2 separate regions of the Homo sapiens genome follow, and region 2 is linked to region 1. Evidence: read pairs that join two places in POLR2A ChIA-PET (ENCODE). Cell type or tissue: OCI-LY7. All regions are shown on one strand. Each heading gives the region's core, and the rest is flanking DNA. Links, peaks and the distances in the headings are about the cores only. Region 1 overlaps HELQ (helicase, POLQ like). Region 2 has its middle 14 kb from the start of ABRAXAS1.

Evidence for each region. Peaks named below come from ENCODE experiments on the same cell type or tissue, not always from the same donor. Only the 100,000 strongest peaks of a DNase experiment are listed, where the experiment ranks them.
Region 2: POLR2A ChIA-PET joins it to region 1 with 6 read pairs; 16 of 35 experiments call an interaction of 5 or more read pairs at or near these places.

Annotation. Positions count from the first base shown.
Region 1 is chr4:83,432,269-83,448,341 of GRCh38, forward strand. HELQ (helicase, POLQ like) reads right to left here. Exons shown (of 18, transcript NM_133636.5): 4 at 14,567-14,767; 5 at 13,746-13,818; 6 at 11,249-11,346; 7 at 9,037-9,135; 8 at 7,595-7,740; 9 at 4,590-4,829. Among named protein-coding and RNA genes, the nearest start is that of HELQ, 16 kb to the right of the region's middle. In OCI-LY7, for the core only: no CTCF peak of the experiment used is centred there; a DNase peak (open chromatin) is centred at 8,083; H3K4me3 peaks cover 1,463 bases; H3K27ac peaks cover 2,500 bases.
Region 2 is chr4:83,491,440-83,507,512 of GRCh38, forward strand. It overlaps the pseudogene RPL30P5. Among named protein-coding and RNA genes, the nearest start is that of ABRAXAS1, 14 kb to the left of the region's middle. In OCI-LY7, for the core only: no CTCF peak of the experiment used is centred there; no DNase peak of the experiment used is centred there.

The sequences.
Region 1 (16,073 bases), core at 6,747-9,246:
TGTGGAATTAATGAAAAATGATACTCTACAGCAAACAGCACCAATTTAAAAAATTCTTAATTTCATTATATATTTGTGATATTAAATTTAATGACATACTAACACAAAATAATAGGTAACTAGTGTTTACCAAGAATCTATGATTTCTTAGGTTTTTACACATATTATCTATAATTCTTACAAAACTCTTAGTTATAATATACTTTTTTATTTCATTTTTATAAAGGAATTAATTACAACTCAGTTAACTGACTTATCCTAAACTAAAAAATTAGTAATTACCAGAGCTATCATTTGAACTCAAGTCTGCCCAGCTGCAATGCCTATGATCAATCTGTAGCAGTAGTCTCCAAAGCGTTTGGACTTTATACTCCATAAATAAAAAATATGACCATACACCACTAACATATACATATCTATTTATGAATTTTTATTATTTTGAACTGTATAAAATTGCAGATGTCAACTGTTTTTGACCTACAAAAATGGTGATTTCAGCCAGGCTCAGTGGCTCATGCCTGTAATCCCAGCACTTTGGAGGGCTGATGTGGGAGGTTTGCTTGAGTCCAGGAGTTTGAGACCAGCTTGGGCAATATAGTGAGATGCAGTCTCTACAAAAACAACAACAACAACAACAAAAAACTGGCTGGGCATGGTAGTGTGCCCCTGTAGTCCCAGATACTTGGGAGGCTAAGGTGGGAGGATCACTTGAGCCTAGGAGGTTGAGGCTGCAGTAAATCGTGATTACATCACTGCACTCCAGCCTGGGCAACAGAGTGAAACCCCATCTCTTAAAAAAAAAAAGCAATTTCAATTATGTTCATATATACAGAAGTCTATAGTCAGTTAGTCAGCTTTCTTATCCAAAGGGAAGAAAAAACCTATTGTTTACCTATACTAGTCAACTTCCTCTTTATTTATAAATCTCATATGCAGAAAAGATTACCAAATACTTGAAGAAAACTAATAACATAAAAGAAACATAACATGAATATACAGAATAAGTGACCACAAAACCAGATAATATAGGGATCAGAAGAGAACTTTTAAAAATCCTAATTAGCATTAACAGAAAATTCCAAAGAGTATTATATCCACAATATAAGAGTAGACTATTGGCGGGGCGTGGTGGCTCACGCCTGTAATCCCAGCACTTTGAGAGGCTGAGGGGGGCGGATCACGAGGTCAGGAGATGGAGACCATCCTGGCTAACACAGTGAAACCCCGTCTCTACTAAAAATAAAAAAATTAGCTGGTCGTGGTGGCAGGCGCCTGTAGTCCCAGCTACTCAGGAGGCTGAGGCAGGAGACTGGTGTGAACCCAGGAGGCGGAGCTTGCAGTGAGCGGAGATTGCGCCACTGCACTCCAGCCTGGGTGACAGAGCGAGACTCCGTCTCAAAAAAAAAAAAAAAAAAAAAAGGAGTAGACTATTGGCCGTGTGTGGTAGCTCATGCCTGTAAATCCCAGCACTTTGGAAGGCGAAGGCAGGAGGATCACGAGGTCAATAGATTAAGACCACCCTGGCCAACATGGTGAAACCCCGTCTCTACTAAAAACACAAAAACTAAAAAACATTGTGTTGTGTGCCTGTAATCCCAGCTACTTGGGAGGCTGAGGCAGGAGAATCACTTGAACCCGGGAGGCAGAGGTTGCAGTGAGCAGATATCATGCCACTGCACTCCAACCTGGAGACAAAGCGAGACTCTGTCTCAAAAAAAAAAAAAAAAGGAGTAGACTATTATAAGGAAAGAACAACAAAAGAGAGTTCTTAGAAATAAAAAAAAATTAACTTTATTTAAAAATTCATAAAAAATTTGAAGGGCCAGGTGTGGTGGCTCACACCTGTCAATCTAGCACTTCGGGAGGCCACGGTGGGCAGATCACCTGAGGTCAGGAGTTTGAGACCAGCCTGGCCAACATGGCGAAACCCCGACTCTACTAAAAATATAAAAATTAGCCAGGTGTGGTGGTGGGCGCCTGTAATCCCAGCTACTTGGGAGGCTGAGGCAGGAGAATCGCTTGAACCCAGGAGACAGAGGTTGCAGTGAGCCGAGACCGCACCACTGCACTCCAGCCTGGCCACTGGGCAACAGAGTAAGACTCTGTCTCACAAAAAAGAAAATTCAATTGAAGAACTGAATAATGAATGAAAATAGTTAATGGATACAGTTAATGTAGTTAATGGATATCAGTTAAAAACTCATTTTTTTTTTTGAGACAGGGTCTCACTGTTGCCCAGGCTGGAGTGCAGTGGTACAATCATAGCTAACTGCAGCCTCGATGTCCTGGGCTCAAGCAATCTTCCCACCTCAGCCTCTCGAGCAGCTGGGATCACAAGTGTATGCCACCATGCCCAGCTAAGTTTTTAATTTTTTAGTAGAGATGAGGTCTTGCTATGTTGTCCAGACTGGTCTCAAACTCCTGGGCTCAAGCAATCCTCCTACCTTTGCCTCCCAAAGTGCTGGGATTACAAAAAAACTGATTTTTTGATATGGAAGGTAAAGTTGAAAAAAATTACATGGCACAAACGTGTGCTTACATTCTTCCACATTCTGAAAAATGTGTAAGAAAAGAGATACGAAAGCTGAATCTAAGAGGCCTCAACCCTGCCTAAGTGAAATTATAAAAGCAAGGAACAGAGATAATGGGAAGAAAAAGAAATAACAGAAAAAAAATTACTCAAAGAAGAAAGGCATAAAGCTTAGATTAAAAGCATCCACCCAAGTGCTAAGCCCTATGAATGAAAAGTAGTACTGTTGGGATTGTAAAATCAAACTTCCTGGGTTCAAACACTGGCTTTAAAACTCATTTGTTGGAAAATGAGTTGGGAAAAAGTTATGTAACTTTTTAAAGTTGGGAAAATTATTTAATTATTTAGTGCCTCAGTTTCCCCTTCTATAATAGGTGTGTAATAAAATATGACCTTCCTCACAGAGTTATTGTGAAGCTGTATCAAGTCAATGCATGTAAAGTTGTTACTACATGAAAGGGAGGGGAATGTAGTAATTACAACTATTATTATACACCATGACAAAATTGGGAGGTTAAAGAGAAAAGTCTAAAAGTTTCTGGAAAAGAAAAACAGAAAATCCATGCAGAGACAAAAATGAGCAACATTGGCCTCTAGAAAATATGGAACAATATTTACAAAATCCCTAAAGGAAAAAAATTGAATCTAGAATTCTTTTGCTAGTGAAGTGTAAAAGTGTGAGGCCAAAATACAGATATCTTCAACTATGCAAAGAGTCAAAATGTTTTACCCCCTAAAGCGGTATTCTAAAAAGGATTACTCAAGGAAGGCAAAATTAAAAAAAAAAAAATCAGAGAAGAAAGATGTGGGATATAAGAGGCAGTGGTAAGCAAAAAAGAAGTATGATTTACAGGTAAGTTTAAATACTACATAAGATGAAAGAAAATGTTTAAATCTGGCACTAAAATTCTAAGTAATTGCAACATTCATGGGGCAGAGTAGAATATACTAAGGACATGCTAAGCCTCTTTTTATGTTCAGGAGAGGACAGTTATTGATTAATTCTAAAGTAATAAAAAATGTTTGGTTACAACTTAAAATTTTAAGAGTAACCACTGGAATAATAGAAACAGGATATATAACTTTCATTTTTTTCTTCAATTGTCTGAAAAATGGAAAACTTAATGAGAGACAGAAATTGAAAATAAAAGAATGGAAAAAGGTACATACGTGGCAAAAAAAAAAAATGAGTCCTGGTATTCAAAGCAAAATTATTAAATGAGAAAAACAAGTATTTATTGTATTGATAAAAGGTATAATTCGGCAATAAGATATTTGAAGTAAACCTTTGTATATCTAAATAGTTTTGAAATATAAAAAGTAATAACTTCTAGAGATGCAAAAAGGAGAAACTGATAACTACATAATTAAAGTGGGAGACTAACACACTTCTCTGAAATTGATAGACCAAGGAATCAAATATAGTAAGAAAATAGAGAAGCCGATAACACAATGAACCTCTGTGATCTCGCTGAGATGTACAAAACTGCATATTCAACTGAAAATACATATTTTTTTAAACACTCATGGAAAGTTTATAAAAATTGATCATTTATTAGCAAAATACCCCATGATCATAAATTATAAAGGGGAGAAGTCAATTACACAGGCCTACACCTTTGGTAATAACTGGAAAGGTAATCAAGGGCCTGCTTTAAAATACATATATTAGACACAAATTGCCTATGGATCAGCTCTCCAAGATTTCAAGGAAATCTCTATGTTAAATAAACTCTTTCATATCATAAAAAAGGTAAAACACTTGCCAACTATTTCTACAAAACCAGATTAATAGACCCTAACATCAAAACCAGATATAAAGAGCAGAAAGGATGGAATTCTAATATCAAGAAATCTATTAACGTTATTTTTCATTACATATTTCATTACATATTCATTAAAATATTAAAGAAAATAAACCAACCAATCAACTCAGCATATGCTAAAAGAACATTTGATAAATTCTCATCCACTACTGAGAAAGCATAAAACAACAAAACTCCTCGCAAGCTAGAAATGGAAAAGTTCTGAGCCTGGTCAACACTTACTTATCTCTTACCTTCGAGCTGGTAGGTTGACACCTGCCGCTAGGGTAGATGTGCAGGTAAAAAGACAGAGCACTCCTGTGGAGTAGGCCTCCTCCAAGAGTTTCCTTTCATCACTTGTTAAGCCACTGTGGTGATAGGCAACTCCAAATGGGATAGTGCGCTTTAAAACAGGACACAGGTTGCCATTGCCAATATTCTTCAAGTTCTTAATCACCTCACATTTTTCTTTCTCCTTATGTTTCAGATATTCCCTATGAAAAAGATCTGTTAGAAATATGAGCCCTTGATCTTTTAGTGACAAAATTTCTACCATTTTCATTTTAGTAGATGCTAATGTAAACATTCTTTAATGTACTATTTCCATTGAGTTAAGTACATTAAATGTTCTTAGAATTTTGATTCTGACTTCATTAACTATTAGGCAGTCTCTCAATCTTTTTGTGGATTACAGAACCCTGTGAAAATCTTATCAAAACTAAGGAAAGGCGAAATGCGATGGCTCATGCCTGTAATCTCAGCACTTTGGGAGGTAGAGGCAGAAGGATTGCTTGAGCCCAAGAGTTCAAGATCAGCTTGGGCAGTGAAGCAAGACCACCTCTACAAAAAATAACAAAAATTAGCCGGGCATGGTGGTGCATGCACCTGCAGTTCCAGGCTATGGGGGAGGATGAGGTGGGATGATTGCTTGAACCCGGGAGTTTGAGGTTGCAATGAGCTATGAACCTACCAGCCTGGGTGAAAGAGCAAAGCCTTGTCTAAAAAAAAAAAAAAAAAAAAGGAAAAATATAACTATTTACATAAATACAACACTTTACATATAATTTCAGAGGGTTCGTGGATTTCCTAAAATTCATTCCTGTACTTCCTTTGAATCCATGGACACCAGGTTTAGACCTTTGCTCTGGATGTTATAACTGTTTTTTTCTTTATAACATATATCTTTATAGGGGATAGTTTTTTTAAAGACATAAATTTTCTTTTCTGAAGATGGAAACATACATATTATTAAATCATACTTCCATGGTAAAACACTGCCTAAACACTTGCACTTTAGAAACTTCACATCCTACAATGTTTCCATCACTTAGCCAGTGTCTCCATCTTATTACCTTGAATTACTCTAAGAAAATGAATGATTTACTGAGAATTTTTTTAATGATAATTTAATTTCCTTAAGCTTTTATAATCAAAATCATTGTAAAAGCAGACTGTTACCAAAATGAGCAACTCCTTCATCTTATTCCAAACATTTTTATATTTTGCTATTCAATAAATTTAAGTCTATCTTAGACCAATCCATGATAGTAGGATTGAAAGAGGAGGTAGAGGTTGACTAGATTAGCATTCAGGTTAATAGACTATGAATAGTGATACAGCATTAGCTAAGGGGCTGAAAGAAATCTCAGAAAATGATAAAACCACACATGGGACAAACAGGTGTATAAAAAACTGAACTGTTAGTAGTTAAAGTAACTTCATACTTATCTCTATGAATACGACAGAGCCAATATTAAGATACTACAAAATTATAAGACAACACATTTCTTACTCAGGAAATTATATCCAAATGTCCATACAACTAAGTGTGAAGTTTACTAAGAAAACAAAGGCAGGCCAGGCGCAGTGGCTCACGCCTGTAATTCCAGCACTTTGGGAGGCTATGGGGGGCGGATTGCTTGAGCTCAGGAGTTCGAAACCAGCCTGGGCAACATGGTGAAATACTATCTCCATGAAAATTACAAAAAATTAGTTGGGAGTGGTGGTGTGTGCCTGTAGTCCCAGCTACTTGGGAGGCTGAGGTAGGAGGATCACTTGAGCCCAGGAGACAGAGGCTGCAGTGAGCTAGCTGAATTTGTGCTACTGCATTCCAGCATAGGTGACAGAGTGAGACCCTGTCTCAGGAAAAAAAAAAAAAAAAAAGGAAAAGAGAAAAAAAGGCAATGGAAGATACAATTCATTTCCACAGTGGTAACAGTGATTAGTCCTTTGACTGACTAAGCCAGTTGTTCCTGTCCTTGGCTATATGTTGGACTTGCCTGGGGAGCTTTACAAAATGATATCTGGGTGTCACTCCCAGAGATTCTGATTTGTCTAAGATGTAGCCTGGACTTTGGAATTTTTAAAAGCCTCCAAGATGATTCACTATGCACCCAAGGTTTTGAATCACTGACCTAATATTACTTAACATTCTCATACATATAGTCTTAGGGTTTTGTCTTTTTTTTTTCCTTTTCTTTTTGAGACTGAGTCTCCCTCTGTCACCCAGGCTGGAGTGCAATGGTGTGGTCTCAGCTCACTGCAACCTCTGCCTCCCAGGTTCAAGTGATTCTCCCGCCTTAGCCTCCCGAGTAGCTAGGACTACAGGTGCACGCCACCACACCCAGCTAATTTGGTATTTTCAGTAGAGACAGGATTTCACTATGTTGGCCAGGCTGGTCTTGAACTCCTGACCTCATGATCCGCACACCTTGGCTTCCCAAAGTGCTGGGATTACAGGCATGAGCCACCGTGCCTGGTCTTCTTTTTTTTTTTTGATGGAGTCTCGCTGTGTCACGCAGGCTGGAGTGCAGTAGTGCGATCTCAGCTAACTGCAACCTCCGCCTCCCGGGTCCAACAGATTCTCATGTCTCAGCCTCCCCAGTAGCTGGGATTATAGGTGCAAGGCACCACACCCAGCTAATTTTTTGTATTTTTAGTAGAGATGGGGTTTCACCGTGTTGGCCAGGCTCGTCTCAAACTCCTGACCTCAAGTGATCCACCCACCTCGGCCTCCCAAAGTGCTGGGATTACAGGCATGAGCCATGGTGCCCAGCCACCTTAGAATGTTTCTCTGGCTATTTCACATGTGATTTTTCACAGTTAAAATTTCTTTCTTCAAGGTCAAGGCCTTCAGTATACTAAAACAACTTAATATGATGTTTTGCAAGGCATAATTAGTGTTTGCCCAATAAAATTAATACATAGTCTGTAATTCCTAATAAAAATAAAACAGGCTATTTAAAAAATATTAACATACTTGCTTAAAAATTTGCATATCATTTCTGCTACATTTTCACAGTTCTTCTTACTAGGACAAAAAACTAAGCAGGAATAATTGGGAATAACTTCTGTCACCAATGCTACCAAGTGATCAGGATCCATCTTTTTTAGGGTATCAGAATACTGCAAAACAACAAGATGTAGGAACAAAGTGGTTAGTAAACATGAAACCCTGTCAATTTTTTACCAGTGTGATTTGAAAGGTAAATAAACCATCTATAATTCTAAACTTCTAATTTAATAAATCTGATCATTTAAAAGAAAAGATGAAATCTATATTAAACATCAAAATGTTCAATCTCACTTTTCTTTTAGGTTATTATGATTTTCTTAGGTCTAGTTAGTCTAAAAAAAAACCTAGAATTAAACAAGTGAATTAAAGAAAATTAAAGAAGTGAAAATAGTTAATGTTATTAATAGCCTCACTACATGCCCATCTCCACCACAGCAGAACAAAAAAGTCCACAGAGAGAAACACAGATTGATCCTAATAATAGTTAACGGACTGTGTAAATAAGACATGCCCTTTACAACCATTAAGTTTTCAAAAACACAGATTCAATCATACTACTGAATTATGACAATTTTTGTAGTCACATGAGGAACACAAAGAACATGAAGAAAAAATGTGAAGTTATTTAAAATCTATTTCTTCAACTTTACTAAAGACATAGCTGTAGAATAACACATCTTCACAGAATTCTAAAACTACTGTATAATCCCTTCTTCCCCTTTTTAATATCCTTCATACAAGTCATAAAACACTAAAATTTACATAGTAGACATTAACATTTTATACACCAATATCTGAACTACATGGTCCATAAATTATTCTTTTGTTGTTGTTGTTGTATGAATAAACATTTACAGGAGAGTTTTCCAAATTTTCTTTGTTCACAGCCCCAGGGCCCAAAGAAATACTTTACAGTTTTGTTAATTAAATAGTGAGGTCCAAACAACTTAATAAATACGTACTTCCTCACAATTTAGTAGCTGTTAGAATAAATAATACACATCAGTTGAGTGAAAAAATATTTTTATTTCATTCTTAAATAACCACAACAGCTCACTAATGGGATGTGTGCACAACTTGGTACTGTCTTTCAAAATCTGAAATAAGACTGGACACAGCTATTCTCTTCTGTTCCAGATTGATTTTCACACGGTACTTGCTTACAGCAACTGTAAAAACCCCAACTTCACAAAGATATGATGTCATAGAAAAGAATATGGTGTGATCTAATGTTGAAACTGGAAACGAGCTATCTTGAACTGGCAGTCTGCATGGTGTCCAACAAATGTCAAGCATCAGCTGTTTCTCTGAAAAATCTAGACTATTCTACGGAATCCATTGGAAACTCTTGTTGTGCCCCAGACACAAAGTCTGGTAACCTGGAATTTAAATGTTATCAATGTTACCTTATAATTAAGAAGACGTGAAAAAGTCATGCCATTCTCAGCTTTGCTGTCAACTTCATATATTGTATCATTTATTTTCAGATATTCTTTTAACTCAACCTTGAATTAAAAGGACATTTGCAATTAATACGACATATAAATTCATCTTTCCAGTGTTTTAAATATTGTAAAATAGGTTAAGAAAGGACAGCTATAAAAGAGTTTAGCTTTTCTAAGATACATAAAACATGCTTCAACTTAAAAGTTCTTGCTTTACCATTTCTTCTTCTTCTGTTTTGGTCTCTTTTTCCCTTAAAATCAAAATAGAGATCAATATCCTTGAAGAAATATGTTTGAATTCAGTAAACATCATATCCAAAAAAGAAACCACACACTTCTGTATTTGTCACAAAAAGTGTGAGTCTTGGTGTTCTTAACTTTTACTAAGGTATCATCTGTTTTATGTCTCAAGATCTAAAACTTTGTCTTTTTTTTTTTTTTTTTTTTGAGACAGGGTCTCACTCTATCACCCAGGCTTGGAGTGCAGTAGCATGATCACAGCCCACTGCAGCCTCAACCTCCAGGGCTCATGCTATCCTCCTACCTCAGCCTCCTGAGTAGCTGGGATGACAGGCATGCGCTACCACGCCAGGCTAATTTTTATAGAGATGGGGTTCCTCTATGTTGCTGAGGCTGGTCTTGAACTCCTGGGCTCAAGCGATCCTCTTGCCACAGCCTCTCAAAGTGCTAGGATTACATGCATGAGCCACCGTGTCCAGCCAAAACTTTCTGTCTTATTATTCATCAGTTTTAATTCTAAATACCACCACACTATTTTTCTTTATTTGTCGACAAAAACAGTTTGTAAACACAGCTCATTGCATTTTATAATAACAATAACAATGTCTACTGTGGCAATTAAGTTAAAAAATATCTCTTGAAAATGTTCCTATCTGGTTCAAATGTAAAAACATCAATTTTTTTTTTTTTTTTTTTTTTTTTGAGACAGGGTCTCACTCTGTAGTCCAGGCTGGGGTGTAGCGGCACAAACACAGCTTACTGTATCCTCAACCTTCTGGGCTTAAGTGATCCTCCCATCTCACCCTCTCAAGTAGCTGGGACTATATGTGAGTGCTAATATGCTCTAATTTTTTTTTTCTCTCTCTTGCAAGGCTGGAGTGCAGTGGCGCAATCTCGGCTTGCTGCAACCTTCGCCCCACTGGGTTCAAGCGATTCTCCTGCCTCAGCCTCCAGAGTAGCTGGGACTACAGGCGTGCGTCACCATGCCCTGCTAATTTTTGTATTTTTTAGTAGAGTCGGGGTTTCACCATGTTGGCCAGGATGGTCTCGATCTCTTGACCTCGTGATCTGCCCACCTCGGCCTCCCAAAGTGCTGGGATTACAGGTGTGAGCCACCGCGCCTGGCTGCCCTAATTTTTTAATTTTTTGTAGAGACAGGGGTCTCGCCATGTTGCCCAGGCTGGTCTTGAACTCCTGGACTCAAGCAATTCTCATGCCCCGGCCTCTTAAAGTGTTGGCATTGCAGGTGTGAGCCACTGCACCCAGCTAAAACATCAAATTTCAAATTAAAATTTGGCAATTAAAAAAATATTTTCTGAAAACCTATTTAGACACTGAAAAACTATTGAGGCACAAAACATACACACTAGTAGTGCACACAAAAATATATATACATTACAAGCTATTTTCAAATAACCACAAATTACATTTGTTTACTTTCTTCAAGCATTTTGGGAATGCTGCTGTTGAGGAGTTTATATGTAAATCCATGTGAAGCCTTAACTTATTAAAAAAGTATTATAACTACTAACATATAAATATTTAAAAATATTTTAAATTTTAAGATATATTTTTTAATGTGCCAATAACTCAAAACATGTCTCACTAAAATTTTGCCAAATAAAAAAATTTAGTTTACAGAATAAGAAGTGAAAAAATAAAATGGGGGTTTGGGAAAACTCATTCAATGAACGTTCATTGACAGCCTGTGGGCCAGGCTATAGATACATTAGTGACCCAACCCAAGATCCCTGACCTATACACAAACTCTTAAATTCTCTATACACAACCTCTTATTAGCATATAGTCATGGTGAGTAAAATATGCCCCTTCACTACTCTACAGAATTCTTTAAATCCTATGTTTACTACTTTCATTTCTAAGTTAGATGAATACGAAACAAATCAATACAGTGCAAACCTTAGGTACATACTGGTCTAAATTGACTGGTATAATATTCTGCTTGAAGAAACTTTTGTAGGTCTTCAACATTGTTTAATGTTGCACTCATACCAATAATTTGAGTCGTTTCTAAAACACAAACAAACAAAAGCCAAAGTGTTAAGGAAAATATGTTATTTAATATATCATAAAGTAATTTTAGCAAGTCTTTTGTGCTCTGAATTCTTCCTGAGTGATTTGGGAAAGGGGTGGGAGAGGTAAGTAAGAAAAATACAAATAGCTGGGTGCCTGGCTCACATCTGTAATCTCAACACTTTCGGAGGCTGAGGTGGGAAGATCGCTTGAGGGCAGGACTTCAACACTAGCCTGGGCAACATAGTAAGACCTCATCTCTACAAAAAAATTAAAAATTACCTGGGCATGGTAGTGCACGCCTGTAGTCCCAGCTACTTAGGAGGCTGAGGTGGGAGGATCGCTTGAGCCCAGGAAGTCAAGGCTGCAGTGAGCCATGATTGTGTCACTGCACTGCAGCTTGGGCAACAGTGAGACCTGACCTCTTAAAAAAAGAAAACTACAAATATATTACCAGAGTATTAATCTGGCATTTGAAGAATGAAATTTTTCAGGTATCCTGAAAGTTACTACTTAGAAGTTTACAGAGTTTCAAACTTGGCAAGAACTAGGATATTAAGGCTTCTAAACAATAATAAATGAGTATAAATCTGCTTATAACTGTCTATCTGGATCCCCTTTACGAAGAGCTATGATATGTTCCACAGGTATGGCTATAGACAGATGTAGAGGTAGTAGGATAGAGGGCTAAATGCGTCTCGAACTCTTGGCCCATGAAAAGTCCTCTATGAGATCTTGCTATCAAGCTAACTTTTAATTTTATTTATTTATTTATTTTTTTGAGACAGAGTCTTGCTCTGTTGCCCAGGCTGGAGTGCAGTGGCATGATCTCGGCTCACTGCAACCTCCACCTCCTGGGTTCAAGCAGTTCTCCTTGCCCCAACCTCCCGAGTAGTTGGGACTATAGTTTTTGTTGATGTTGTTTTAAATAAAGGTGGAGTGAAGCTTATGAAGCCATATGACATCCTGGGCAATACAAAATGGCTGCTTTCTATAGACTTAACTATTGAATGAAAACCCAAATAGGCCTTCTTTGCAAATGTTTCTTCATTGCTCCTATGTCTTGAAATGATCATTCAAGAAACTCACTGAAAGAGGAATAAGTGGGAGTATCCTTCTCATTCCATAAGGATAGACTACAAAGCTGAAGAGGTGGGCATGGGGTCAAATCAAGAAAGGCTGTGCTAAGAAATTAGGGATTTATGCAGAAAGCAAAGGGGAGCTATTAAAGAATGGTAAACAGTAAAATAAACTAATTGGATTTGCATTTGGGAAAGATCATTCTTCTTGCGCTAAAGAAAGATGGATTTGGTGGATGAAGGGCAGTGGGTACACAGAAGAACTTGGTGATTTCTGTGGCAATCCAGGTAGAAAGGATGAGGTACTGAACTAAAGACTTAGTGGTAATGAGGGATAGGAGAGACAGAAGTAACAATATATTTATGAGGTAAACCAGATAGGATTTGGTTGCTGATAGAATATGTAGGACCCTGGCTTGGCTGGCTGGAGAGTGGTGGCTGAGAATTCAGGCTGAAGAACGGCTTTGAAGGAAATGAGTTTGGCTCAGACTAAGCCTTAGTTAGGCTTAGCTGTTCAGAGAATATTCAAATAGGGATGCCCTAAAATACAGGCTTGATGAAAGCAGGGACTATTTTATTCACTGCTGTATCCCTAGCACTTAAAATAGTGCCTAGCACACAGTAGGTGATCAATATTTTTTTGAATGAACAATTATAAAATGCTATAACCTGCTTAAATATTATTGCTGTTGAAATTTTTTAAATACTTTTTAAGATTTGACCTTTATAGTTAATTTTTCCATATATAAGGTAAATATTGCAATAGCATATCAATAGTAGGTTATGACATTTAGAATAAATTTTTCATAAACTTTAAAGACTACCTGATGCTGCAAAATAGCTCCTTAAACTGACCTATTTAAATGTATCGCTTTACAATATTATTATTATAATATTTATGTTATATGTATTATTATGGTGATGATGATGATGGCCACAGTAGCAGCAGCAAACCCTTACTGAATGCAGTGTGCTAAGCACTGCTGAATGCAATACATGTGTTAACTCACACTATCCTTACAACAATCCCATCAGGCTGGTACCATTATTATCCTTGTTTTACAGATAAAGAAACATAGAGGTTGAGGGATGTGCCTGGGCACACATAGCTAGTAAGTGGCGGATAATAATAGAGGACTTCTTCAAATACCAATTTCATTTACCTTCAAAATTCTATTCATTAGAAATTTTAAAACAAAGGCAAAAAGCTTAAGTATCTTGCTTTAGGTTACATACTGTAGCTAGTGATAGAATTAAGTATTTTATAAGTCTCTTGATTATAAATCAATTCATGACCTCATTTGAAAAAATACTTACTGCTAGTGTAGAGGATTTTTGCTAGGGTCATTTCCAGTGTAGCTCCACGGCTTCCTTCACCAATCATGTGCAACTTCGAGATTTTTTTTAAAAAGGACAGAGAAGTAAATCTTCATATAGTGCTCATATAAAACATGCATATATTCATATGAAATTTGTTTGTAAAGAGTTGCTTATAACTTTTAAGTATTTTGAATATAACAACTATAATACATGTATATTATTTCACTGGTATTTAGGTTAATGAGCTTTTGGTACAAAATCCTTATAAATCTGGGATTCATAAGTACTACTAAAAAAATTTTTTTTTTAAACGGAGTTTGGCTCTTGACCCCCAGGCTGGAGTGCAATGGCGTGATCCTAGCTCACTGCAACCTCCACCTCCTGGGTTACAGCGATTCTCCTGCCTCAGCCTCCCGAGTGGCTGGGATTACAGGCGCCCACCACCACGCCCGGCTAATTTTTGTATTTTTAGTAGAGACAGGGTTTCACCTGTTGGCCAGGCTGGTCTTGAACTCCTAACATCAAGTGATTCACCTGCCTCGGCCTCCCAAAGTGCTAGGATTACAGGCATGAGCCACCACGCCCAGCCAATAAAATTGTATACTACACACATACGTGTTCACACTTCAAGAAACACTTGACACAAAACCAAATTTAAGATTATCAAGCATAGAATGTCTTCACCTATATTGTCTATATTTTCAAATAAATTTATTTTTATAGAGGTACTAAGGTACTAAGTAGATCCACACAATAACCAGAATAATAAATATTTAGTATAATAAAAATATTGACAAATTACAAAAGTATTAACCAACCTCGTCTACAACAACCAGACCCAGACTGTCAATTCTTCCAGTTTCAATCAAGGAGTTCACCAAGCTATGTCCTTTTTCAATAGTGGCAATATAGAGTGATTTCTTTTCCCTTCTTTTAGTTGGAGGAAATCTTCCTTTGCTTCCAGCATATTCTTCAACAAAGAAACCGAGTTCTATACCAAAACTTGACAAACCTGAAATCTAGAATATTAGTTAAAATAAAGAAAAATTGGCCAGGCATTGTGGCCAATGCCTGTAATCCCAGTACCTTGGGAGGCTGAGGCGGGAAGATCACTTGAGCCCAGGAAGGTGAGACCAGCCTGGGCAACACAGTGAGACCTCATCTCTATAAAAAATAAAAAATTCGCTGGCTGTGGTGGCACAGGCCTGTAGTCTCAGCTACTTGGGAAGCTGAGGTGGGAGGACTGCCTGAGTCCAGAGAATTGAGGCTGCAGTAAGCCTTGGTCATGCCACTGCACTCCAGCCTGGGCGACAGAGCAAGACCCTGACTCAAAAATAAATAAATAAACAAAACCAAAAAACACAAGTAAAAAACCCCCCATTAGGTGCTCATGGGGTTCAAAAAAGCTAAAGTAGTGTTTAATACCCATCAACAGGAACAAGGTCACAGGCAAGACATACGTAAGAAATGCTGTAATGTCTCGATCTTTGCAAAATAAATGCAACTTCTAAAATACATGTGAAAATAAATTTCAACTGGCGCCTTTGATACCAAAAAGCATCAGGGGTGTGTTGGCTCATGCCTGTAATCTCAGCATTTTAGGAGGCTGAGGCAGGTGGATCACTTGAGGACAGGCGTTTGAGATCAGCCTGGCCAACATGGCGAGACATCATCTCTACCAAAAATAAAAAAATTAGCCGGGCGTGGTGGCGTGTGCTTGCGATTCTGGCTGCTGGGTGGGGTCGTGGGGCATGAGAATTACTTGAGTCTGGGAGGTGGGGGTTGCAGTGAGCTGAGATCATGCCACTGCACTCCAGCCTGGGTGATAGAGCAAGACTGTCTCAAAAAAAAAAAAAAAAGCATCAGAATAACTCATTTTAGTAATAGTTTCTGCTTGAAAAAGCAAGGTAAGGCCGGGCACAGTGGCTCACACCTGTAATCCCAGCACTTTGGGGGGCCGAGGTGGGAGGATCACTTTAGGTCAGAAGTTCGAGACCAGCCTGTCCAACATGATGAAAACCCATCTCTACTAAAAATACAAAAATTAGCCAGGCATGGTGGCACACACCTGCAATCCTAGCTACTTGGGAAGCTGAGGCAGGAGAATCACTTGAACCCAAGAGGCGGAGGTTGCAGTGAGCAGAGATTGTGCCACTGCACTCCAGCCTGGGCGACAGAGGGAGACTACATCTCAAAAAAGAAAAAGCAGGGTAAATAGTAATAGAACATTTAAGATGATGTTTAATCCACCAGTTTAGAAAAAGTAAAACTTTCAACAACTGGTAATTAGTATTTGAAGATATTTTAGGTAGTGTATACTGCTTT
Region 2 (16,073 bases), core at 6,412-8,911, 59 kb after region 1:
CAAAGTAAAAGTTTCAGCAGTGTCAGTTCAGCTAATCCTGAGAAGGCATTCAGATAGAAAATTCCAAGAGGCATTAGTTTGATCTGAGCTTGTATGGACAACTCTAGGTATAAGGTTGTTTCTGGTAGAAAATTAATTTCTATAGCTTCAGTGAATAATTTACGCTAGTTTAAATAATGAATAAGTGACTGGCTTGGGTTAAACAAAAAAAGCACCTGCCTCTGGGTGAGGTGGCTCACACCTGTAATCCCAACTACTAGAGTGGCTGAGGTGGGAGGATTAATTGAGCCCAGGAATTTAATGTTACAGTGAGTTATGATGGCACAACTGCACTTTAGTCTGGGCAACAGAGCAACGTGCTGTCACAAACAGACAAAAAGTATGTTATATATTTATATAATGAAATAAGAGAAAGTTCCCATAATCCTTCCATCCAAAGATATTACAGTGAATGGTTTGGCTTATATTCTTTCAGGTTTTTATCTATTCATATGTGTATTAATGTATATAGGTATTTGTGTATATTTTGATTATTATATTATATTACATTATATTTATTTATTTTTTTGAGAGATTCTCACTCTGTTGCCCAGGCTGGAGTGCAGTGGCACTATCTCAGCTCACTCCAGCCTCTACCTCCCGGGTTCAAGCGATTCTCCTGCCTCAGCCCCCAAGTAGCAGAGACTACAGGTGAGCACCATTCCCAGCTAATTTTTGTATTTTTAGTAGAGACGGGGTTTCGCCATACTGGCCAGGCTGGTCTTGAACTCCTGAGCTCAGGTAATCCTCCTGCCTTGGCCTCCCAAACTGCAGGGATTACAGGTGTGAGTGAAAATCATTTAAAAATCAAAATCTATTTTCACTTTTAAAAATACATATTATACTTTATTATTAATTTTTGTAATTTAAACTTATTAATGGGGTTCAGGACACACCACCCCAAAATAGGACTGTAGAATCCAGAATGTGCTATCCCAAATATGCCTCTTTGTCATAAGAATTATTTTGAGCTGGTTATTTTGAGAAACGACAGACATAGGAGCAGTTCTGGAAAGTTACCCTTTTGTAAGAGAAATTTAAAGCTATAAAGGAAATATCTATTTGTAAGTGTATCTCCCTCTCTGAATCAGGAAGAGAAGGACGACTAAATCTTTAGAGACTTAATCATTGGAAAAGGCATCACCTTAATCTGTATTAAAAAAACTTACCCTGGATTTATGATATCTTTCCTGGCCATGTCATTTTTTTTTTTTTTTTTTTGAGACTAGGTTTTGCTCTGTTGCCCAGCTTCTCACTACAGCCTCAGTCTCCTGGGTTCAAGTGATCCTCTCGCCTTGGCCTGCCAAAGTGTTGAGATTAGGTATTACAGTTGTGAGCCACTGTACCTGGCATTTTGGTTCTTAATTATTGAACTGCTGGGCATAGTTGGGCACAGCTAAGTGTTTCCTGGATTTTTTTTTCTTTCCCTAGGAAAATTCTCATCTCTTAAAGGGCAAAAATCTTGCTTTCCACTTTCCTTATGGTCATGAATTCACAGCTATTGACTGCCTGCTTTACATCAGGCACTGTGCTAGTTGCTGGAGGTACATTGAATAACAAAATAGAGATAGTGCCTGCCCTAATAGTATTTATAATCCAGTGGGGGAAAGGAAAATTACATACATCATCTCTCATATGATGACATAATTACGATTCTAATAAATACGTAGTAGGAAAAATAGAAAACTAGAAGCAAGGGTAACTGAGATACCCACTCCCCTATTGCTGGGATCAGAGAAAGTCTTCTCAAGGACCTGGATACTTGGGAAAAGGAAAAGAAGTGGGGAGGAGTGTTCTCAGTTAAAGGAACACCATGTGTGAACACCCTGAGGCAATTAGAAGATTCTAAAACCTGGAGTGTGAGAGGGAGGGAGGCAGGAGGTAAAAGCTGGCTAGTGAGAAGGGCCAGACCATGCTGGCTGTTGTAGCATAGGATTTTAGAATTTGTCTTTTTGGTTTTGAAACAAGGTTTCACTTTGTTGTCCAGGCTGTGGTGCAGTGGCACGATCATGGTTCGCTGCAGCCTCAACCTCCCTGGGTTCAGGTGTTTCTGCCCCTTCAGCCTCCTGAGCAGTTGGGACTACAAGCATGCAACACCACACCAGGCTAATTTTTGTAGCAATAGGATTTCGCCATGTTTCCCAGGCTGATCTCCAACTCCTGGGCTCCAGCAATCGTCCCACCTTAGCCTCCCAAAATGTTGGGATTACAGGTGTAAGCCAACACGCCGGGCCCAGAATTTATCTTAAAAGAGTGGAAACAGCCAGGTGCGGTGGCTCACACCTGTAATCTCAGCCCTTTGGGAGGCCAAGGCGAGTGGATCACCTGAGGTCAGGAGTTTGATACTAGCCTGGCCAATGTGGCAAAACCCTGTCTCTACTAAAAATACAAAAAATTAGCCGAGAGTGGTGGCAGGCATCTGTAATCCCAGCTACTTGGGAGGCTGAGGCAGGAGAGTCACTTGAACCCAGGAAGCAGAGGTTGCAGTGAGCCGAGATCGTGCCACTGCCCTCTAGCCTGGGAGACAGAGCAAGACTGTGTCTCAAAAAAAAAAAGAAAAAAAAAAGAAAAGAAAGAAAGAAAGAAAGAAAGAAAGAAAGAAAGAAAGAAAGAAAGAAAAAAAAGGCCATGCGTGGTGGCTCACGCCTGTAATCCCAGCACTTTGGGAGGCCGAGGTGGGCGGATCACAAGGTCAGGAGACTGAGACCATCCTGGCTAACATGGTGAAACCCTGTCTCTACTAAAAATACAAAAAATTACCTGGGTGTGGTGGCATGCACCTGTAGTCCCAGCTACTCAGGAGGCTGAGGCAAGAGAATTGCTTGAACCCAGGAGGTGGAGGTCGCAGCGAGCTGAGATCACGCCACTGCACTCCAGCCTGGGCGACAGAGCAAGACTCAATCTCAAAAAAAAAAAAAAAAAACAACATTGTGGAAATGGCCGGTGGCCCAGGCCTGTAATCCTAGCACTTTGGGAGGCCGAGGCCAGGAGTTGGAGACCAGCCTCACTAACATGGTGAAACCCCATCTCTATTAAAAATACAAAAATTAGCCAGGCATGGTGTCAGGCGCCTGTAATCCCAGCTACTCCAGAGGCTGAGGCACGAGAATCGCTTAAGCCTGGGAGGCAGAGGTTGCAGTGAGCTGAGATTGCACCACTGCATTCCAGCCTGGGCAACGGAGTGAGACTCTGTCTAAAAAAAAAAAAAATATATATATATATATATATATATATATATATATATATATATAAACATGTATATATATATATAAACATGTTTATATATATTTTTTATATATGTTGATATATATGTTTATATATAAATATTTTTAAAAATTATATATAATTTTTATAAATATATTTATATATATATTTTTAAAAATTATATATAATTTTTATAAGTATATTTATATATAAATATGTATAAATTATATATAATTTTTATAAGTATATTTATATATAAATATATATAAATTATATATAAATATTTAAAAAATATATAAACATGTTTATACATTATATGTTTATATATATTTTATATATAGTTTTTATATTTTTATATATAAATATATATTTATGTTTTATATATAAACATATATAAAATATATAAACACATATATAATATGTATAAACATATATATAAAAAACATACTTAAAAAAATTAAATTTAATTATAAAAAGATACTGAATGGGCTGGATGTGGTGGCTCACGCCTGTAATCCCAGCACTTTGGGAGGCCGAGGTGGGAAGATCAGTTGAGGTCAGGAGTTCGAGACCAGCCTGGTCAACACAGTGAAACCCCATCTCTATTAAAAATACGAAAATTAGCCTGGTATGGTGGCACACTCCTGTAATCCCAGCTACTAGGGAGGCTGAGGCGGGAGAATTGCTTGAACCCAGGAGGCAGAGGTTGCTGTGAGCCAAGATCGCTCCACTGCACTCCAGACTGGGTGACAGAGCCAGACTCTGTCTAAAAAAAAGAATACTGAATGGATAGAAGCTAAAAATGCTACAAAACTCATCTAATTAGTTGCTGTCAATATTACATGTTTTTTTCGTTTTTTAAAAAATAATAATTGTATACATTCATGGGCTACGTAATGTTTTTTTTTTTTGGGGGGGACGGAGTCTCGCTCTTTTGCCCAGGCCGGAGTGCAGTGATGCAATCTTGGCTCACTGCAAGCTCCACCTCCCGGGTTCACGCCATTCTCCTGCCTCAGACTTCCGAGTAGCTGGGACTACAGGGGCCCGCCATCGCGCCCGGCTAATTTTTCGTATTTTTAGTAGAGACGGTATTTCACTGTGTTGGCCAGGATGGTCTCAATCTCCTGACCTCGTGATCTGCCCGCCTAACCTCTAAAAGTGCTGGGATTACAGGAGTGAGCCACGGCGCTCGGCCCTACATAATGTTTTAATACAAACAATGCATAGTGATCAGATCAGGGTAATTAGCATATTGGTAATTTCAAAGATTTATCATTTCTTTGTGTTGACAACATTTAATATTGTAAGAATTAAAGAAAGAGGAGAGAAACACAAAGGATGGCTTTTCAGTCAACAGGGGCAGGTTTATTTTAAATAAACCTGAGAAGGGCGGTTGGCTGAGTTAGGTCAGAGCCACACTCTCTAACAGACTAAGAGTTTCTAAAGATTCAGGATAGGAGAGTTTATAAGAGGCTTGGACTGCTTCTGTGTCTCTTTGTTGTGCTTATCTGGGAGGGACAGTTGCGTTTCTATTCCCATACACCTTTTTGCAGCTGCAGGCATATCCCCCAAGTCTGCTTTTAGCTTCTCTATCTTAGTATTCCTGAAGGGAAAGAAAAGTGCTTATTAAGGCCCACTGTCTTACTGGGGCCCATTGTATGAGGGTGAAGTTTGGCAGTTACCCAAGAGACTTTCTCCTCACCTCCCTCTGTTTCCAAGCGGTCTTATCTGTGTTTTACTGTCTGCTCTTTCTGGCTGCTTGTAGTTAGAAGAGAAGTGATTTCCTTGAAATGCATGAGGCTAGAAAGGGAGCTGGAACTTAAAGTGGTGGTGTTTGTCCGAGATGACGGTGCTCCTGCTCTAGCAAATATCCTGCCAGGCGTAGTGGCTCACGCCTGTAATCCCAGTACTTTGGGAGGCGGAGGCTGGGGGATCACCTGAGGTCAGGAGTTTGAGACCAGCCTGGACAACATGGTGAAACCCCATCTCTACTGAAAATACAAAAATTAGCTGGGCATGGTGGTGCACACCTGTAATCCCAGCTACTTGGGAGGCTGAGGCACTAAAATTGCTTGAACCGGGGATGTGGAGGTTGCAGTAAGCCAAGATTGCACCACTGCCCTCCAGCCTAAGTGACAGAGCAAAACTCCATCTTAAAACACACACACACACCCACACAAACACACACACACAGAGCAACATTCAATATCCTCTCTTCTAGCTATTTGAAACTATACAACGCATTATTGTTAATTATAAGCAACCTGCAATGCTGCAGAGCACTAGAACTTATCCTCCTATCTAGCTGTAATTTTGTATTCTTTAGCAAATCTCTACCTATCCTCCCCTTCCCAGTCTCTAATATCCTCTGGTTCCACATTTTACTTCTATTAGATCAACTTTTTTTAGCTTCCACATGTGAGTGAGAATATGCGGTATTTAACTTTCTGTTAAGATCATTTGCCTACTTTATAATCAGACGTTTTCTTGTTTTGTTTTTTGCTATTGAGATGTTTGAACTCTTTGTATCTTCTGGATATTAATCCCCTGTGGGATGAGTAGTCTGAAAATATTTTCTCTGATCCTGTAGGTTGTCTTTTCACTCTCTTGATTGTTTCCTCTGCCGTGCAGAAGATTTTTAGTTTGATATAATCCCATTTGTTTATTTTTGCTTCTGTTGTCTGTGCTTTTGAGGTCTTATTCGTAGAACCAAGCCTGGTGACATATTGATTTTGAACTTAGAGCTTCCAGAACTGTGAGAAAGTACATTTCTGTTTTTTAAGCCACCCAGTCTAATGTAACAATAATATATTTAGATACCTTTTAACTTCTCTCCCTGCCCCCACCAAATATCTAATGGTCAGAATAAATAATAACAGGGAAGACAAACATGTTTTGTTTTGTTTGAGAATGAGATGCACCTGATCACAGTGGATTTTAAGCTCTTTTTGTATATATACTAGGGAATGGCTGGATGTCTTTTTTCATAATTATTATACTAGGATCACATACTAGTTAGTAACTTCAAATAGGGCAGTCAGATAGGCTTCACGTGCCTCCTTCAAGCACCAAAAGCTATACTCTGGAAACTCCAAGATCAGTGTTAAAGTCCTACACAATTTCTCACACCAGATGCTGGATGAGACATTTGAAAAATAAAAGTTTAGTGAACTTCTAACAATGTCTGGTTTCAAGGAATGCCAGAGTGCCAGGCCTGTAGTGATAAGATTTCTTCACTCCCTGCTTGATTTGCAGGCAATCAGCTTAGAAAGAGCTGTGGTATAGAAAACTTGTTCCTTACCAGCCCCCTGCCTTTTGCCTGGAGCTCAGCAAGCTAGAGGTGGCATTGATACCAGAAAGAGATGGCTGAGCAGCTGCAAACACAACTGAGAGAGGATCTGGGCTATGTAAATTTTATTTCAAAATAAATTGCTACCTTCACAAAGTTGTGGAAAAGTTACTGCATTTAGATGTGACAATTAGGCTAGGTGCAGTGGCTTACACCCTAATCCTACCACTTCAGGAGGCCGGAGCAGGAAGATTGCTTGAGCATAGGAGTTAAGAGGCTACAGTGAGCTATGACTGTACCACTGTACTACAGCCTGGGCAATGGAGCAAAAACTTGTCTCTTGGAGAAAAAGAAGGAAAAGAAAAGAGGAGAGGAGAGAGAGAAAGAAAGAAGAGAGGGAAAGAAAGAAAAAGGAAAGAAAGAAAGAAAAAGGGAAGAAAGAAAAAGAGAGAGAGAGAAAGAAGGAAAAAAAGAAGGAAAATGGACTCTCTATGTCCTGTGGGTTCATGCTGAAAAGTTAAAAAACAATAAAATAAGGACAAATTCTTTGATAGCTGTTTAAAGAGACAGAGAGGAAATACATATAATGATCTTATATATTACTGTGTGTGGTAGTTTGTCTGCAAACATGGCCATCAACAATTTCTCCTACCCTATGCACTCATGCTGCTTCTCCCATCAAGTAGTCTATTTTCCCTTCCTTTTAACTGAGGTGGCCTGGTGACTTCCTTTAATCAATACAATGCATCCTGTGTGACTCTGCCACTTCCACACTTAGGCTTTAAGTGTTCTGGAAGCTTCCACCTTCAACATCTTTGAAGTCAGCCACTGTGCTGTACAAAAGCTCAGGCCAGACCACTGAATGATGAGAGCCATGTGGAGAGACACTCTAGAAGATGAGCTTCTCTGGAATGGTTTGGCCCCAGGTGTGCTTCGGGCTGAACATAGCCTCATGAGTGACTTCAAATACAACAAGTGGAGTGGAAGAACCACCCAGCTAAATTCAGTCAACCTACAGAATCAAGAGAAATAATAGATCATTGTTATTTTAAGCTACTAAATTTTAGAGTGATTTTTTTTTTATGAAGCAAGAGAAAACTAAAATATCTTGTGTAAATGTTTATTTTTATTTTTTTGAGACAGTCTTGCTCTGTCACCCAGGCTGAAATGCACTGGCACAATCTCAGCTCACTGCAACCTATACCTCCCAGGTCCAAGCAATTATCGTGCCTCAGCCTCCCGAGTAGCCAGCATTAAAGGCATGCACCCCCATGCCCAGCTCATTTTTGTATTTTTAGGCGAGTCAGGGTTTTGCCATGTTGGCCAGGCTGGTCTTAACTCCTGATGTCAAGTAATCTGCCAGGCTTGGCCTCTCAAAGTGCTGGGATTACAGGCGTGAGCCACTGCACCCAGACTAAATGTTTATGGTTTTTTTTTGTTGGTTTGTTTGTTTTTGAGATGGAGACGCGCTCTGCCACCCAGGCTGGAGTGCAATGGTGCGATCTCGGCTCACTGCAACCCCTGCCTCCCGGGTTCAAGTGATTCTTCTGTCTCCGCCTCCCCAGTAGCCGGGATTACAGGCACATGCTGCCACGCCCGGCTAATTTTTTGTATTTTTCAGCAGAGACGGGGTTTCACTGTGTTGCCCAGGCTGGTCGAGAACTCCTGAGCTCAGACGATCCACCCGCCTCAGCCTCCCAAAGTGCTAGGGTTACAGGCATGAGCCACCGTACCTGGCCATTTATGTATTTTTCAGTCTCCTGAGTGGCTAGACTATAGACATCCACCACTAGTCAGCTAATTAAAAAAATTTTTTTTTGTAGACATGGGGTCTTGGTGTGTTGCCCAGGCTGGTCTGGAACTCCTGGCTTCAAGTGATCCTCCCACCTTGGCCTCCCAAAGTTCTGGGTTTACAGGCATGGGCCACTGTGCCCAGCTATCTGCTGTTCTTAATCCATGAGACTGTGATGATAATTTGGGACATCTGGTCTCCAAAGAGAAAGAAGCTGGATGGCTCATGGCCTGACAATTGATGTAGCTTTACTGAATGCTTTACAGATACGGAAAGCTAAGAGTAATGCAAAACTACAAGGGCTGCATAGTATTCCATGGAGTATATGTACCACATTTTCTTTATCTAGTCTTCCATTGATGAGAGCATGTCCTTTGCAAGAATACGGATGGAGCTGGAGGCCATTATGTTACTGGTGGAAGGTATCTGAGTTACTGGTGGCAAATCTGTATGGGTCTGCAGCAACTTCAATTCTTACCTCCTCAGAAGAAAGAATTCAACTGAGAGGTATAAGGCAGAAAAGGAGACCGAAACAAATTTCAGAGCAGGAGTGGAAGTTTATTTAAAAGGCTTTAGAACAGGAAAGAAAGAAAAGGAGAGTAGGCTTGTAAGAGACCCAAGCAGGCACTGAGATCAAGTGTGGTGTTTAACCTTGACCCTGGAACTTTATAGGCTGGCTTTCCCATGACTCTTCCCTTAGGATGGGCTGCCTACACACACAGCGCCCTCCTTATCTTTGGGTGCACGTGTTTAGGAAGTTGTACACATGCCCATCTGAAGCTTTCTCCCCTTTTTTGGTGGTGTTTTCTTGGAGGGTCATACTCCACCATTTTGTCTCTTAATGCGCATGCCTGGGAAGTTGCTTCGCCCTGGTGTCTGTATTCAATTAACACCTTAGTGCAAAAGGTGTGGACCATCAGGAAATGGCCTCTCCCTGGCACCGGCTGCCAATGTATCACTTTTAGAGAGGTGATGTGATAATTACTGAACCATCATCCACATTCCTAGTGGGTTGGGGAGTCTTCTCCTGACCCCTGCTCATGCCTAACTACCTGTAACAATTATCCTTAGCAAACTAATCCAGGAACAGAAAACTGAATATGCATGTTTTCACTAACAAGTAGTAGCTAAATGACGAGAACACATGAACACAAAGAAAGGAACAACAGACACTGGTGTCTACAGGAGGGTGGAGGGTGGGAGGAGGGAGAGGATGAGGAAAAATAACTAATGGGTACTAGGCTTAATACCTGGGTGATGAAATAATCTGTACACCAAACCCCCATGACACAGACTTACCTATGTAACAAACCTGCACACGTATCCCTGAACTTAAAAATTAAAGTTTTTTATTTTACTTATTTATTTATTTTTTAGACAGAGTCTCGCTGTGTTGCCCAGGCTGGAGTGCAGTGGCGCAATCTTGGCACACTGCGAACCTTTACCTCCCAGGTTCAAGCGATTGTCCTGCCGCAGCCTCCCAAGTAGCTAGGACTACAGGCACCTGCCACCACGCCTGGCTATTTTTTTTTGTATTTTTAGTAGAGATGGGTTTCACTATGTTGGCCAGGCTGGTCTTGAACTCCTGACCTGGTGATCCACCCACCTCGGCCTCCCAAAGTGCTGAGATTACAGGTGTGAGCCACTGGGCCCGGCCTAAAATTAAAGTTAAAAACAAAACAAAACAAAAAACTATAAGGGCCAGACCCTTACTCAGGGTCTTTTATGGAACTTTCTCTGACTGGCCCCAAACCAACACTGCTATAGCCCAAGTCTCAGTCCCACTACTACTGTGTGTAGCGTTAAGATTCTCTACTCTCAGAGTCTAAGCCGAATGGCAGAAGACAAGATAAAGGAAAGGTTTTCCTTCCTCCTTCTAATGAAAGGTGCACTGCCCCACATTATTTTCTGTTCTAGAATCCGTCTCCCCTCAGGAGGACTGCCACACCTCCAAGGGAAGAACTGCACCATCACAGAGGGTGTGGTCTTGCCCTCCACAACTCTCTTAGACCAATTGCCTCAGAACCCATTGAACATTTCTCTTTCTTCTTTCTTTCTCTTTCTTTCTTTCTTTCTTTTCTTTCTTTCCTTCCTTCTTTCTTTCCTTCTTTCTTTCCTTTCCTTCTCTCTTTCTTTTCTTTCCTTTCTTCTTTCTTTTCTTTCTTTCTTCTTTCTCTGTCTCTCTCTCTCCCTTTCTCTCTCTTTTTTTTGACAGAGTCTTGCTCTGTCACCCAGGTTGGAGTGCAGTGGTGCTATCTTGGCTCACTGCAACTTCTGCCTCCCAGGCTCAAACGATTCTCGTGCCTCAACCTCCAGAGTAGCTGGGATTACAGGCACTCGCCACTATGCCCGGCTAATTTTTGTGTTTTTAGTATAGATGGGGTTTCTCCATGTTGGCCAGGCTGGTCTCGAACTCCTGGTCTCAAATGATCCACCCGCCCCAGACTCCCAACATGCTGGGATTACAGGTGTGAGCCACTGTACCCAGCCCCACTGAATATTTTGCTTAAATCTTTGGCACCCTTTAACAAGGTAATGGCATTTGATGCCCTTTTAAGTAAATTAATTAACAACACATTTACATCCCAACTAAAAGAAAGTACTAGAATATATGAATGAGGATTTTGTATAAGTAGCTGAATAGTGGGATTGGGAAGTAGTATAAATAGCACTCGGAAAATCAGGTTTTAGTATACCAGTAATATATATGTCTATAGAACCCCATTATAAACCTGTTACATTTTAGTGGGAAGTCATTAAAGCCTGCAAAAATGAGGAATGTACCCAATAGGCAGAACCGGAGACTATGATTTTAAAAACTATTTAATGTAGGCTGTGAAGAACTTTGCATTGTGAGAACTCCTTCCTTTCTTGCTCCCTGGCTATCTTGGTGGCTGCTCTTGACTGGGGGGCATCGCATCTCTAAGGCAGGAAGATGCTGGCTGCAGTGAAGATGAAAAAGTCACTAGAGTTGATAAACTCTAGGTTCCAACTCATTGTGAAAAGTGGATAGTACATGCTGGGATGCAAGCAGACTCTGAATATGATCAGACAAGGCAAAGCGAAATCAGTTGACCTCACCACAACTGCCCAGCTTTGAGGAAATATAAAATAAAGTACAATGCCACACTGGCCAAAACTGGTGTCCATCACCACAGTGGCAATAATTTGGAATTGGGCACAGGTTGGGGAAAATACTGCACACACTGGCTATCATTGACCCCATTCTGATATCATTAGTAGCATGCCAGAGCAGACTGGTGAAAAGTAAAACAAGCACAATTTTTCTTTTTCTTTTTTTCTTTTTCTTTTTTTTTTTGTCCAGGCTGGAGTGCAGTGGCATGTGATCTTGGATCACTGCAAGCCCTGCCTCCTAGGTTCAAGCAATTCTCTCTCCTGCCTCAGCCTCCCAAGTAGTTAGGATTATAGGCGCCTGCCACCATGCCCAGCTAAGTTTTGTATTTTTAATAGAGAAGAGGTTTCACCATGTTGGCCAGGCTAGTTTTGAACTCCTGACCTCAAGTGATCTGCCCGCCTCGGCCTCCCAAAGTGCTGGGATTACAGGCATCAGCCACCGTGCCCAGCCATCAAGCAAAATTTTTCTTTAATAAAACTTGCCTCAGCTTGTTTCAAACAAATATTTAACATAAAAGTGAAGTCATAATTTTTTAAGAAGAATAAACTATGGTACAAGTGGCCCAATTTCCAAAAATTAGACTCTTCCCCCAAACTTTTTTTCTTTATTAATCGGAGAAAGAAACCAGTGATATACCACTGGGCATATTTTGAAGGTTGCATATATGCTACAATATTGTCTCATGCATTTGGACTTTTCAGGTTTTTTTCTTAAGATGGTCATTTTTTTCTTCACTCATATATTTTTCATCCCTATTTCATTTTATTTATTTCTGAGATGGAGTCTCGCTTTGTCGCATTGGCTGGAGTGCAGTGGCACAATGATGGCTCACTGAAACTTTGAACTCCTAGGCTCAAGCAATCCTCTCACCTTGGCCTCCCAAAGTGCTGTGCTGGGATTACAGGTGTGATCTACTGCACCCGGCCTATTTATGTGTGTGTGTTTTTGTGTGTGCGTTTGAGACAGGGTCTTGCTCTGTTACCCAGGCGGGAGTGCAGTGGCACAATCATGACTCTGCACGGCCTCAACCTACCAGGATCCAGTGATCCTCCCATCTCAGCTTCCCAAGTAGCTGAGACCACAGGCATGTGGCACCACACCTGGCTAATAAAAAGATTTTTTTGTAGAGACAGAGTCTTCCTATGTTGCCTAAGCTCTATTTATGTTTTAAATTAATCTTTGCTCATTACTGTGGTGAGTTACTCTTCACAGAAATGCATCAGGAAATTGAAACAGACTTTTTTGTAATGTAAAAGTTGTGATTGGCTGGCTGGGGCTGGGGGCAGGGGCAGGGGCAGGAAGTGGAGAAGTACTGTGTGTCTGTTGTGTTTGTACACTATTTCATTTCATAACAAACCACTATTCTACTATATCAAAGTCATAGATTAAAAAATTTAGGCTCACAGAAGTTATTTGCTGAAGGCCATGCTCACTTCAGACCAGACACTTTGCATTCATTGTATTACATAATTTTGTCTCACTAAGGTCCTAAGAGATGCTGTACTTTTCCTGTTTAGGAAGAAACTGAGGCTTAATGCTTTCCTTCAACTCAAACTCACTGTTATCTGACTCTAAGGTCTGCACCTTCACCTGAGTTCACTGTGAGTGAACCTGTAGCCTGGGGACAGAGATCTTGTTACTGAAACATGAGTGGTTTGGTCTAGGTCCTGCTGCTTGCTGCATAGAAAGCCAATCACTGAAACGACGAGTATCACCAAGGAAGAAAGCTTTAGTCAGATGCTGCAGCCAAGGAGATGTGAGCTCAGTCTCAAGTCCATCTCCCTGACTACTAAAATGCCAGGTTTATATATCAGGGACGAAGTGTAACAATGTGTAAGAAAACAAGAACTGGGGAGGGGCAAGGAAGCAGTCACCTGGTGCCGTGATCTGGTGACTTTCAGTTCTTTGATACTTATATTTTGAGAGGCCTGAAGGACCTTTCCTGAGGAAGGAACTCTGATAAAATAAATATAACCTTCAAGCTGAGACCAGAAGGGTCAATTTCTGTGTTAATCAAAAAGAATAGTCTATGAGACTATTGGGCCAGTTTCAATCTTTTTTTTTTTTTTGGAGCAACATGCTGTTTTAATGAGCACTTGGGTGCAGGCGGGCTGAGGCCTAAAATGGTGTCAGCCCCAAGTGAAGATGAGGCAAAGATTTTATAAACAGGAAGTGTCCTAGTCTGACGTAACTGCTACGTCGTACCTGGATGGCCTCTTTCTTGAGCTTCAGGCGTACGTGACTTCCGGCTGGCTCTCTTCCTGCTTCTGCTGTCTTGCTGACACACGCTGCTGATGCAGGTGGCCTTGCGCCTTGGGACTGGGCCTGAGCAGGCAGGAGTCACTCATCCCCTTAGGCTTTCAGGCCCTGGGGAGAATCTTACATTCTTGTCTATTTGGTTATAGCAAAGGGAAAAGGAATGACTTTCTCAATAACTACTTCAGGCATGACATAGGGGGTGGCGTGGACACCTTGGAAAAAGAAAACCTTAATTTTTTGGGTATTCTTGAGAGATGGGTTGGTAGCCACCACGTCGTTCTAGCAGGAGCATTGTTTGGATTGTCTGGAAACACATCTGTGCCTGCAAGACAGTTATGTTGAGAGGACAAGGCGGTGTTGACAGGGAGAGGCATGGCCTCATTTGCTGCTTCACAAATGAAAGACCATGTCTGGATTAAGGAAGGGAGGTAATTCTTGAGTGGCTCAGAGTCTGGTAAGGGTGGAGGCCCCAAAACAAAAGTTTGGCCATACATGATTTCAAAGGGACTATAAAAAGAGGATGTCTTTGGTGTTGTGCAGAGTCTCATGAGGGCAAAAGGGAGATTTTTTTGTTCACGACTGGTGGGTGTCTAGAGCCAGCTTGGTGAGTTGGGCTTTAAGGACAGAGATAACTTTTTAAACTTTGCCTGAAGATTGAGGCCTGTAGGGTGTGTGGAGGACCCATTTTATACCTAAGGATGTAGAGACGCCTTGGGTAATTTGGCTGGTGAAGGCAGGTCCGTTATCGGACTGGATGGCTATTGGGAGTCCGAAACCGGGAATTATATGCATGATGAGAGTTTGTGTGACAATATTTGCACTTTCTGAAGTTTGTGAAGTTGTTGGGAATGCTTCTACCCACCCGGAGAAAGTACAGACAAAGACTAGAAGATAGCAGAGCTGTTTATCGGGTGGCATGTGAGTGAAGTCTACTTGCCAATCTTGCCCAGGTACCTGGCCCTGGGCTTGGTGGGTAGGAAAAGTCCGAGGCAGGAGGGAGCCCTGGGGTGACACTGAGTGGCAGATAGAGCAGGACTGGGTAATTTCTCAAACACGGCTGGAAAGGTGAGGACAAGTGAGAATAGGGCGGAGAAGTTGCAGGAGAGGTTTGTAACCAACATGGAAAGAGTTGTGGAGGCTTTGGAGGTGAGGAAGGCTTTGAGAGTGAGGAAGAATAAAGCTCCGTTTCTTGACATACCATGGTCCTTGCTTTTGAAGGTTTTGGGCCCGGAAGTCCTCCTTTTCTTCTGAGGAGTAAAGAGGAGAGAACAAGGATAGGGACAGAGCATGGCTGGGTTTAGATGGGAGCTGGTTAGCATGGTGATGTGGGGAGTTTCAATGAATAGAGCATACAGTTGGAGGAGCTGTGGGGCAGAGAAGAGACTTAGTACACTGCGGTGAGCCAGCATGTCTTTGATGTTATCGGTTGAATAAACTGTTAGGTTGGCATGGACAGAAAGTTTTAGGCTTTCAAGGCCTAAAAGGAGAGCAGCTGCCACCAATGCTCAGAGACAGGCAGGCCATCCGGGAACTGTGGCTTTAAGCTGTTTAGAGAGGTAGGCAACAACCTGGAGAGTGGGTCCCTTAGACTGGGTTAGAACGCCTAATGCAACTCCACGCCGTTCATCGCTATAGAGGGAGAAAGGTTTGGTGAGGTCTGGGAGAGTGAGGAGAGGGGCTGAGATGAGAGCCTTTTGGAGTAGATGGAAAGGTTGGGTAATAGGCTGTGCAGGGTTTGAAGGCCCATGGAGAGGGCCTTTAGTGGCTTGGCATAACGGTTTGGCAAGTAGAGCAAAGGAGGGAACCCAGAGTCTAAAATATCCTGCTAGTCCTAGAAAAGAGAGAATGTCTTGCTTAGTTTGTGGAGGCGGGAGGGACTGGAGGAGGGATACGTGGTCGGTTGTGAGCCCTCAGGTTAGCGGGGTAAGGGCTAGGCCTAGATAGTGAATGAGGGGGTGCATATTTGTGCTTTCTTAGGGGAGACCTGATACCCCTGTTCTGCCAAGAAGTTTAAAAGAGAGAGATACTATGGGCGTTGCAGTCTCTTTGGGAGGGGCTACACAGGAGCAGATCATTAACACATTGAAGGAGAGTGGACAGTTTTAGGGATAAGGTACAGAGGTCACAAGCAAGGGCCTGTCTGAAAAGGTGGGCGCTGTCTCTGAAACCTTGAGGTAGTACGCACCAGGTGAGTGGACGTGAAATGTGGGTGTCAGGGTTTTCCCACGTAAAGGCAAAGAGGTTTTGGGAATCAGGGTGTAAAGGAATTGTGAAAAAGCATCCTTTAAGTTTAGGACAGAAAAATGGGTGGTATTGGAGGGAACTGCGGAAAGTGAAGTACATGGGTTAGGAAC